2 separate regions of the Mus musculus genome follow, and region 2 is linked to region 1. The links are chromatin contacts, found by POLR2A ChIA-PET in ENCODE. All regions are on one chromosome and are shown on one strand. The core of a region is the stretch at or near the end of the contact, and the rest is flanking DNA. Distances in the headings are between cores, read along the strand shown.

The links. ChIA-PET counts read pairs that join two places held with the same protein, here RNA polymerase II (POLR2A).
Region 2: POLR2A ChIA-PET joins it to region 1 with 11 read pairs in Patski. The contact joins the promoter of Sh3tc1 here to the enhancer-like site in region 1. POLR2A ChIA-PET finds 5 or more read pairs at or near these places in 2 of 5 experiments (Patski and embryonic stem cell).

The regions. Positions count from the first base shown.
Region 1 is chr5:35,689,149-35,692,261 of GRCm38, forward strand. No RefSeq gene overlaps it. Among named protein-coding and RNA genes, the nearest start is that of Htra3, 11 kb to the left of the region's middle. Within about 2 kb of position 1,448, at least 1 of the 3 ENCODE cell types and tissues checked has a DNase peak (open chromatin) inside an H3K27ac peak, as active enhancers do.
Region 2 is chr5:35,727,978-35,731,095 of GRCm38, forward strand. It overlaps Sh3tc1 (SH3 domain and tetratricopeptide repeats 1), which reads right to left and starts at 1,299. Exons shown (of 18, transcript NM_194344.2): 1 at 970-1,299.

The DNA of each region.
Region 1 (3,113 bases), core at 198-2,697:
TCCACAGTGACACACTTCCTCCAACAAGGCCACACCCACTCCAACAAGGCCACATCTCCTAGTAGTGCCACTCTCTATGGGCCAAGCATTCAAACGCATGAGTCTATGGGGGCCATTCCTACTCGAGCCACCACAGATAGGGACAGGTTTTCTGGTCTGCATTCAGAACTGTCAACTTTGTGAAGTGTTCTACAGCTGAGCTCACACACCCCATCAATATCACAACCATGTCACACACACAAACACACACACACCCAACTGTGAGCATCACAGCAAGTGGTACCACCATCTAAGCCAGTGTCACCTCAGCTGTGTAGTGGGAGATTAAGCCAGCTTCCCAAGAGTTAAAGACAGGTTAGGCCTTCCCATCTCTGTCCCTGTCATCTTAGGCACACTGGCTCCCTCAGCTGTCCCCATGTGCTTGGGAAATGCCTTTGTGATGATGTCAACCTTCCTCAAGGACAGAGCTGCTCTCTTAGGCAGGGTCAGCTCCTTGCAAAAGGGGGAAGGGAGTTATGCACCCAGCAGGGGACTAGAGAAGGGGACAATTTATCCTGTGAGTATGTGTGTGAGTATGTGAGTGTTGACTGACAGACCTACAATGTCTTACTCTTTTAAAAAGCTTGATGCCCCGAGAATCTTCTCATGTTAGCACATGCTTTTTAGGGAGTTGCTTCTTTCTGGTTGCAAAATATGTAGTGCAAAATGCACGCTTATTTCACAGAAACTGGAAGATTCAGAGCTAGAGACACAAGGAACAATTACTACATCTAATGCCGCCCAAAAGCAAGGACCAGTTTTGTTTTTCTTCTAATTTTGATTTTTGTCAAAAATCCTCCCAGGAGCATCTTGGGAGATGGATCGGTGGGTAGAGTGCTTGCCATATGAGTGTGAACATTAGAGCGTGGAACCTTAGCACCCACATGAAAAGTCAGGTAGGCATGATGGGTACCTGGAATCCCTGTGCTCCTGATGTGGAGACAAGCTGGATCAAGCTGGCTGGGGAGACTTGACCAGTCAGTGAGCTTTGGACCTAAGCTCCCTCCTCCCCTCTTTCACACACACACACACACACACACACACACACACACACACACCCCTATACACATGCAAGCATGCATGCACATCCATCCCAATCGCAAACAAAATCCTTCCAGAGAATGCAAAATGGCAGGGAATGGGTCACAGACTTCTTAAAGGCTAACTATCACCTTGTGACCTGGGTGCTGAATCCCCGCCATTCACTGCAGCAACTTGTCCCCATGACGGCTGGGACATGATGGCCCACAGCACATTCCATTCATAACCACTGAAAACTTGCCAACTGTGCCAAACTAAGACTGAAGCAGCCACGGTCTGTCCCCAGCAAGCCACAGATTATGGCTGTCGACAGAAAGAGGAGCGTCACTGGCCCCAACAAGCCTCGGATGGATGCAGAGCTTCAGTGAGGGAAGCCTGTGTGTCATTGTCCTGCATTGCCTGAAATGGTGGCAACAGTCCCAAGGCTACCAGGGATGGCTGGAGGCACTTGGCTGCCAGACATGTCTCTCTGCTATGGCAGCCATCCATTGAAACATGATGACACAGGGCCACAGGCACTAGTACAAGGCCAGCACCTTGGTGGCCCTACCGTACCGGGTTATGAAGCACGTGGTCTTGAGGGACACTGGGAGAAGGGCATGCAGGACCTCTCTAAAGTGGTCCTGATTTGAAGATAAAAGCCACCCCAGAGATGTCAGAGACAGGCAATGGAGTCTGGGGGGCTGCCACCTGGGGAACAGAAGGACACAAATGCCTGAGCAGGGAGCTGTGTGCCCCAGAGCTAAGGGGCTCTGGGAGGTGGAGCCTGAGGAGGAACAGGGCAAGCTTGCCAGGTGTTTGTCCTGCCTGGCCTAGGGCTCTCCCTAGCTGAGCCCAGGGAGAGAACAGCAGGCAGGGAGCTTCCTGACTAGAGCAAACAGGGAGGGGGCGTCACCAGTCAGTGAACATAAAGTCTTTATGCCCCTCTCCTCTCTGTCTATTCACTTCCTGCAGGTGCCATCTTGATGCATCCGCCACATACTGAATCGTTATCTTGAAAGGAATTTTGACATTTCATCTCTCTACTCCTGATCATGGTGCTGGACAGACACACGCTCGGGCCATGGCCAGGGGTATAGACCAGAAAGCCAGGGAAACTCCTGCTACTCCATCAGCATGACTCTCACCCTCCCTCATGACGCCCAGTCCATGTGGGCTCATACTCCAAACACTTCCATCTGGCAGCCGCTTAATCAGTCCCTTCTCGAAGCCCGTTCTGCAGGCACACCCTGAGACCCACGGTCAGCCAGAAGTTACTGGCTCCGTCTGGAATCCTGGAATCCCCTGCCTGCGTGCTCCTCTAGCCATTCACGCCTGACTCCCTCAAGCACATCCTGAGTCCCGGGGGATATGTAAACAGAACCAAGGAGCTGGGGTGTCCAGGGAGGTGGGAACATCTAAATAACCAGTGCATTTGAAGTCCACACTGAGCTGCAGCTTCTGTGGCTCACCCTGTGCCCGTGTCCCGTTGTCTGTCTGCATGGAAGGCGTTATGTCTTCTGCACTGTGTCAGCATTTCAGTCACTGTGCACAACCCCAGACAGACACTCAGGTCTAAGACTGGGCTGTGTCAACAGAATGGGAACTTTCCTTGAACTCCTACCAAGTGACACACAGTGACCTTGGGCTGGGTCCGTCTAGAGCCCCCAGAGAGTGCTGTACATTTTGGAACACATTTCTGTTCACAGACTGGGATTTGACAGGTGAGCATCCAAAGGCTCAGAGAGGAAGGCAGCCTGCCTGGCCACATGCAGAGTGTCTGGTCATTCTACAAGTTGTCAAGGGTGTGCTGGCCTGTCAGCCTGGAGAGCTTGTGACTGTGTGAAAAGCCTTATGGGGGCTGGGAACCTCCTCCCTCCTGAGTCAGGCAGAGGATGGCTGCTGTTCATGTGGCTGCCGAGACTGGTCGGAAGAAATTGATCCTGGTGTCATGGTTCAATATGGAGGACCCTGACCCCTGAAATCAAGGGTACTGAACAGGAGGAGTACTTAGGACTGGAACAGGACTGGAGGGTAGAGGGTGTGGGACGCAG
Region 2 (3,118 bases), core at 49-2,548, 39 kb after region 1:
GAACAAGTGTGTCGTAGTTTGTTATGGCAGCCATGAAACACAGTGATACCCTGAAGGCTTCTCTCAGGGAAAATGGGCTTCACGTGATTCTATGGACTAAAGAGACAGGCACTGTGCCTGACGCAAGAAGTTTCATGAAATCAACAACGTGTCATATAAAGGCGGCAGCACTGTACAGCATCTTCCTCAGTCTTGACCTTTAACCTCATCCCAGAGGGTGAGCCCTATCCCACCCCTATCACGGGTGTACAACCCAAGGTTTGGGCCAGCCAGGGTCATAGCAGCAGGGACTGTAAGTCAGGTGGTGGGAGTCTCATCCCTCAACCTGAACACAATTAACTTGGATTCTTGCCCCACCTGCAAGTGGCTATTCTTCATCCTAGGGTGAGGAAGGCAGAGAGGACAAGGAGCGAAAGGAGGCTCTGGAACCCTGGAACCCTGACGCAGCCTGCGCCTGTTGAGGTCTCCAGAGACAGTGGTCAGTGACTCTAGTCAAGCCATGCATTTCATTGGCTAGCATAAAGAAACCCAGAGTGACCTCAGAAAGGCCAGGTCACAGCCACGGGGGCGCCATGAAGCACCCATGCTAGTACAGGCGTGCTTGTCACAGCCTGGAATGAACCAAGGCTAGATAGAGTTCATCATTTGGGGCCCAGTGGCTTTTGAATTCTATGTTGCCACTCAATTCCCATGATCTGGTTGAGACCTCAAGGACACATTTGCAAAGAGTCAGTGTGAAGGCCAGGTCCGAAGTCACAATTAGCAGTCGGTCTCATCTGAGCAATCTCGGCCAGTTTAGCAGAGCCCCGGGGTGCTGAGTGCCAGTCTCCAACAGCTCACCCCAACCCGAAGCAAGCCAGAAGAAAGAGGAAGGTGGAATACTATTCTTAGATACAGTTGTGGCAAAGCCAGGCTCTCCCGATTACAGCACACTCACACAGCCCATACCCTCTGTTCATACTCCCTTACCTGTGATCAGTTCTTCAGACAGCTTCCTCCCAGGCTCAGGAATGCAGGTGCCAGGTGGCCACTACTGGCTCGGCTCCTTGCTGACTGGCCTACGGGCTGTCTCCAGCTGGCCTGGACAGGCAGAGTCCGCCCACAGCCGGCTGACTGCTCAGTACTGCCACCGCCCCCTGCTTCCTGCCCCACTTCCTCCCTGAGCCTAGGGGCCTGGAGACCCAAGGCAGGCTGAGGTGCTGCGGCAAGGACTCCAGTGGCCAGTTGATCATTAGCTCCTTGTGGACCAGAGCCAGGCCCTGTCCCTGCCTGCCCACTGCCAGCCCCGTGCTCTGTGGTAAAGGCCGGGGACACCCTTGGTGCTGAGATTGGGGAAGTCCACGGGAGGCCGGCTCTCTTGCCCTGCTAAACCCAGCCCAGCTCTCTGTTCCCTTTTCCCTTCTGCACACGTGCATACACATGCAATGCAGACATGTGGGTGGCCTTAGAGACATATACACAGACCTAGCACATATGTCTGCATGTGCACACACAAAATACACACGTTTTGCTTCTCACTCTGCCGCTGGCCTTATCTGAGCCCACTGACACCAACAGGGAGCATTCTGGGAGAAGAAAGGGTCCAGTCTCCTTCTCTGCTCACAAGTACCACAACCTTGAGCCAAGCCTGGGAGGGTTGGAGGGGACACACACTTTACCTTTCCACAGGCTGTAGCCTGACCTGAGAATGTCCCTGTGGCCCAGATTCAGGCCCGTCTCCTGTTCTTAGGCCCTTGCTGTGTCCACCGTGAAAGATGGAGCAGTTCTGCTTCCCACACTCACTAGGTGCTGTGGATACCTCCCGCCTGTCTCCATCTGTGAGGAGTTCTGGAGGTATAGGTGCATTGTGATCTCTCTCTCTCTCTTTCTCCCTCTCTCTCTCCCTCTCTCCCTCTCTCTCTCCTTCTCCCCAGAGAATGCAGGCCCCCCCAGATGCTAACCTTCCACCAGCCTTATTTTTCTGGAAGCTGTGTCAATAGAGGCCCCTGCAAGCCCACACCCATACATGGGTCTGGAGGCATTTCCTCTCCCGGCTATTGTCCCCACTGTGCGCCCAGAGCAGTATCCTGTTTGTCTCAGAAGCTGCTCTCTTGGCTCATGGCCAGGGGGATTTTCTGAGAGCCTCCCCCAATATATGCAGGGCACTCACTCCAGGGCCAACCAGCAGGGGCAAGTACATTTCTGGTCCAGGGCTCTTCAATAGGATCTTCCTAAAGACTGTAAAAAGCAGAGGCCACATGGTTCTGACTTTCCGAGGGCCACCCAAACCCCAGTCGGACTCAATTGAAATCCCTCTGGCAAGACCTGTCACTGTCCTGAGCCTCAGTTTCCCCTCTGCAAAAGACAGAGTTAGGAGGTATTCAGCTCTCATCGTTTTGACCTCTGACATGGCTGTAGTATGTTCAAATTGTCATTGCCACGATGTTAACTCTTTGGTTAGATCATGCCATAGGGCTTCGTGATAACCCAATGAAACTATCATCCAGGTGTCCCCAAAAGGCTTGATATCAAACAGACTTAGAGAGGCGTATTCCTGGGGCCCCACAACTCAGGCTGGCTCTGATACCAGGGTCCTCACTCCTTTATCCCCTCATTCTTTGCTGTCTGTATCTAGACAGAAACAAGTGGTCAGTGGTCAGTTGCTCCTCACCCTGCCCTACCTCTCCTTCCTCACGGGCTCCAGGAAAGGAAGCTGCATGGGGGCCTCTCTGACAAAGGCCAGCCTTCTGAGGCAGGTGCTCCCAGCCTGCCATTCAGGGTGCTCACAATCCAGGCCAATGAGGCCAGAGGTTCACACTGAATGAAGTCATGAGCCCAACTACTATTATGGACTATCCTTGTGGTTATAAAATGCAAGGGCAGGATGCATCTAAGACACAGGGTAGAGCCATCCCTGGGAGGCTAAGATGCTATTACACCACAACAGGAACAAAGAAAGGTTCCTGGCCTGGCTCCCTCAGTAGACTGTAGGCTTTGGGCTGGTACTCAGCATCCTTGTTATCCCCAGATATACTCTGAAACTGATTCCATCCCTCTGGATAGCATCCCCTGTGTGGCACACTCAAAAGACTCCTTGGGGACAAGTGTGACATTGGAGCATCCGCTCCAGGTCCTACCT